Regions from separate parts of the Homo sapiens genome. Here region 2 is linked to region 1. A link is an interaction called in ENCODE POLR2A ChIA-PET data of the cell type or tissue named here. Cell type or tissue: HepG2. All regions are shown on one strand.

Region 1 (2,500 bases):
TTCTTACCTTTGTCTGGTGTTACACTAATGCTTTCACTCAAGCTACTGTCATAGTAACTGAGGCATTTACTGCATTTTTCCATTCTTATGAAGGAGGAAATTAAGCCTTAGGGAAGTTAACATATCCAAGGTCACACAGTAACTGTCAATAGTTGGGATTCCAGTCTTGAGTCTTCAGCTACAAGGTCATGAATGGTAGTAAGTTTTTTGTAAATTATAAAGCATTGCATTTCTGTGTAGGTGGGAGAGGGGAGAGAGCTCGTAAGTATTTCGAGCTGGGTGTGATGACTCATGCCTGTAATCCCAGTGCTTTGGGAGGCTGAGGTGAGAGGATCATTTGAGGCCAGGAGTTTGACATCAGTTTGGACAACACAGCAAGACCTTGTTTCTACAGAAAAAAAAAAAAAAAAGGCCCAATGCAGTGGTGTGCACCTGTGGTCCCAGGTACTAGGAAGGCTGAAGCAAGAGGTTTGCTTGAGCTCAGAAGTTCGAGGCTGCAGTGAGCTATCATCTGGCCACTGTACTCCAGCCTGGGCAACAAAGCAAGACTCTGTCTCTTAAAAACAAAACGAACTTATTCAGAGCTTTTTCAAAATACTTAGTTCTATTTCACTCCATGCCCCCAGATAATATGTTATTATACAACTGTTAGTGTGTTGCGATGGCTGCTTCCTAAATGTGGATAGTTTGTAACTCAGTTTAATGTACACTTGAATACTGCTTATGTTAAAAGAAATTCCATGCTTTTCTGTTGGTAATGGAATATAATACAGTAAATAGCTTGTATTGCAGCATACTCATTAGCTAATGCCTGGCTTTTAGTACTCATTCTGGTTGTGTCATTCTACTCTTTCTTGATACATATTAGTTTTCAAAAGATTTGGAGATTTATGCTGTAGGCACCAAATAAAACCATGTAAATAAATTATGGATGTAACTGAATGAGTTAATATAGTTGTTCAACTACAGTTGATGCCACAGAGATTTGTTTGTGACTTGGAGGACTTTGAAATTTCCTGACTTCAATGTGAACCTTAGCCTTCTTTTGTGAGATTTCCCTGTTGCTGTTCAGTTGCCTGGGTAGGGAGAAGACTGATATATGTTTGTTCTTTCAGTCAACAAGGCTAGGGTTCAGGACGTCATTTAAGGACGGTAATCTAGAGGAAAAATGAATAACACTGGAACTAAAGCATTGAAGCTAGAGCAGATTGGAAAGATAACTAGAAGTTAGAATTTGATAGTAAATGGTAACTTATTGGAGGTACTAAGGGTGTTGGTGTTTGGACAGTTTAGTATGAGATCATTTTCCCTTGCCTGAGTTTTGAGCTGATTGAGAAATAAGAACCTACAGATGAAGAAGCAAGACAGTACCTTTAAAAAAATTAGCTTTTTATTCAGGTAAAAATCACATACTGTGAAGTTCACCATTTTAAAGTGTACAATTCAGTAGTTTTTAATGTATTCACAAAGTTGTGCAACCATTACCACTATCAATTAGGCCATTTTCATCACTCTAAAAAGAAACCTCCTAGCAGTCACTTCCCATCTGCAATCTTCCTCTCTTCCCCCATCTCCTGGCAACCACCAATCTACTTTTCATTTCTATAGATTTGCCAGTTCTGGACATTTCGTATAAATGGAATCATACAGCATGTGGTCTTTTGTGTCGTTTTCACTTAGCATGAGGCTTTCAAGGTTCATTTATGTGGTAGCATGTAAAAGTACTTCATTCCTTTTTATGGCTGAATAAAGTTGCATTGTATATTTTATGGCTGTTACTTAGATAAACCATACTTTGTTTATCTGTTCATTAGTTGACAAACATTTGGGTTATTTTCACTTACTGGCTTTATGAGTAGTGCTGCACATTTGTGTGCAAATGATCATTTGTGTGCATGTTTTTGTAGGAACATTTAAATTCTCTTGGAGATGTATATGCTTATAATTGCTGGGTTTTATGGTAACTCTGTGTTTAACTTTCAAAGGAGTTGCCTTTGTTTTTGATAAAACCTATATTGTAGAACGTGACTTAGGTTTAAGAGCCAAATGAGTTGGCTGACTTTCTGCAGCCCCTCATGCCCATCTGTCAGTGGGACAGTGCACCCTAGAGGATGTTTGGGTCAGCAGAGCAGACACACTCAGATCATTGCCTTGTAGAATCCTGGATGGAGAGTGAAAAGAAAGAGACTGAGGGCTGGGCGTGGTGCCTCACGCCTGTAATCCCAGCACTTTGGGATCCTAACCGAGGCAGGTGGATCACCTGAGGTCAGCAGTTCAAGACCAGCCTGACCAACATGGTGAAACCCCCTCTACTAAATACAGAAAAGTAGCCAGACATGGTGGTGCATGCCTGTAATCCTATCTACTTGAGAGGCTGAGACAGGAGAATTGGTTGAACCCAGGAGGCAGAGGTTGCAGTGAGCCGAGTTGGCGCCATTGCCCTCCAGCCTGGGCAGCAAGAGTGAAAACTCCGTCTCAGAAAAATAAAAAGATTCTGAGT
Region 2 (2,500 bases), 410 kb before region 1:
TTTTGGCTATTTCTTCAAATATTTTCTCTGCCCCTTTGTTTTTCTTTCTTTTTTTCTTGTTTTTTTTTTTTTTTTTTTTTTTTTTTTTAATGGGGGATGGAGCTTCGCTCTGTCACCCAGGCTGGAGTGCAGTGGCATTGATTCTTTTTCTTCTCCTTCTGGAGTTCTCACTATCTATTGTGGTTTGCTTGAAGGTGTCCCATAGGTCCCTTGGGCTCTGTTCACTTCTCTTCAGTTTTTTTTCTTTCTGTTCCTCAGACTTAATAACTGTCCTCTCTGCAAATTATCTGCTTTTTTTCTTCTGCCTGCTCAAGTCTGCCTTTGAATTTCTCTAGTCAATTTTTTTTCTTTTTTCTTTCTGTAGAGATGAGGTCTCTCTCCATTGCCCAGGCTGGTCTCAAACTTCTGGGCTCACATGACTCTCCTGCCTTGGTCTCTCAAAGTGCTCCAATTACAGGCATGAGCCAACATGCCCAGATGCTAGTCAGTTTTTTATTTCAGTTATTGTACTTTTCAGCTCCAGATTTTTTTTTTTTTTTTTTGAGATGGAGTTTTTGCCCTTTTTTGCTCAGGCTAGAGTGCAATGGCGCAATCTTGGCTCACCACAACCTCCGCCTCCTGCGTTTAAGTGATTCTCCTGCCTCAGCCTCCCAAGTAGCTGGGATTACAGGCATGCACCACCAGGCCCGGCTAATTTTGTATTTTTAGTAGAGACGGGGTTTCTCCATGTTGGTCAGGCTGGTCTTGAACTGCTGACCTCACTTGATCCGCCCGCCTCGGCCTCCCAAAATCCTGGGATTACAGGTGTAAGCCACGGCACCCAGCCTGTTTTTTGGTTTTCTATCTCTATTTGATATTTCCATTTTTTTCATACTTTGTTTTCTTGACTTTCTCCATGTATTTCTTTTAGTTCTTTGAGCATCTTTAAGACAGTTATTATAAAGTCTTTATCTAGTAAATCGGTTATGTGGTCTTTCTCAAGGATGGTTTTTGTTGGTTTATTTTTTCCTTTCAATGGTTCAAACTTTCCCATTTTTTTTGTATCCTTATGATCTTTTTTATTGAAAACTGAACATTTGAGTCTAATAATGTTGTTAACTCTGGAAATCAGATTCTCCCCCTTGCCCAGGGTTTGCTGGTTTTGGTTTGTTTGTATTGCTTTTGGCTGTCTGTATATCAAAGATCAGCATGAGGTTTAACTTCAGGTGTTTCCAGGTCTTTTGGCACCCTGAACTCTTCCCTGGGATGTGCAGTGACTTTCTAATTTCCCCTGTATATGCTTTTTGAGTTTTTAGTCTTTAATGTCTGGATCCCAAGAGGGGAAAAGATAATGAAAGGGGAAGGACCCAGATTATAAGAAGTCCCTTTCAATTCCCTGGAAGCCGCTTCAGCTGGAGGGGAGGGGTTTGCATAGCAGGAGAGGTACAACAGCAGCTGCTCACCTCTGTGTCTGCACCTCCTTGATCAGTGATGAGAACACAGTTAATCATTAACATTAATCAGTGATGAGAACACAGTTCCCTGATACTTGGAGGACTTGGTCTTTATTGTCCACCCTGGCTCCTGCAAACTGTTTGCAGGCTCCTCCTGGAACACATGCACAGCTTCCTGCCATGGGGTTAGGGGAGAAGGGGATAGGTAGCTGCAGCTGAGCTGGGAGTTGAAATGGATTGGAATTAACTGCAATTTCACATCCAAGCCTCCTCTGGAAGTTGCAAGACTTCAACAGACTCCAAAATAATTACATCAAACAGATTGTCAGTGTACTTATTGTCCGTGTTGTGGGGGCAGGGCAAAATGCTGTTGCTTCCTACTCATCCAGGATTTTCCCAGAATCCTCTCACCTTCTTTTTATTTTTTAATTTTTATTTATTTATCTTTTTTTGAGACAGTGTCTTGCTTTGTCGCCCAGGCTGGAGCGCAGTTGCTCCATCTCAGCTCACTGCAACCTCTGCCTCCCAGGTTCAAGCGATTCTCCTACCTCAGCCTCCCGAGTAGCTGGAACTACAGGTGTGCACCACCACGCCCAGCTAATTTTTCTATTTTTAGTAGAGATGGGTTTTCACCATGTTGGCCAGGCTGGTCTCAAACTTCTGACCTCAAGTGATCTGCCTGCCCCAGCCTCCCAAATTGCTGGGATTACAGGTGTGAGCCACCATGCCCAGCCCTCACCTTCCTACTTTTTAAATGATGCTTTTTATGATAGTCTGGGTCCTCCAAACAGTAGACCCCCTAGTGGGATTAAATATGTAAGAATTTTATTAGGGAAATATTTGTGAGAGAAAATGGAGAGGCAGCTGGGAGAGCCATCCCACAGTGATGCCAGCCTGGCCCAGGATGCTGGGTGGAAGCATCCTAGATCACTACATAAGTCTAAGGAAAGCTTGGCATGAGCATCAGGGGAGACCTTGAGGCATAGTCGGCTGTCAGTCCCATGTCTCCCAGGAAAAGGCCTGTTTTAGAATCCCTGCCACACTCAGCCATCAGCTTGGGAGCATTT

What was found. Peaks named below come from ENCODE experiments on the same cell type or tissue, not always from the same donor. Only the 100,000 strongest peaks of a DNase experiment are listed, where the experiment ranks them.
Region 2: POLR2A ChIA-PET joins it to region 1 with 8 read pairs; 1 of 35 experiments calls an interaction of 5 or more read pairs at or near these places.

Annotation. Positions count from the first base shown.
Region 1 is chr1:42,314,244-42,316,743 of GRCh38, reverse strand. All of the region lies in intron 1 of FOXJ3 (forkhead box J3), which reads left to right. Among named protein-coding and RNA genes, the nearest start is that of FOXJ3, 20 kb to the left of the region's middle. In HepG2, a CTCF peak has its summit at 2,100; DNase peaks (open chromatin) are centred at 1,083 and 2,093; H3K4me3 peaks cover 232 bases.
Region 2 is chr1:42,720,081-42,722,580 of GRCh38, reverse strand. No RefSeq gene overlaps it. Among named protein-coding and RNA genes, the nearest start is that of CLDN19, 19 kb to the left of the region's middle. In HepG2, no CTCF peak of the experiment used is centred here; a DNase peak (open chromatin) is centred at 1,490.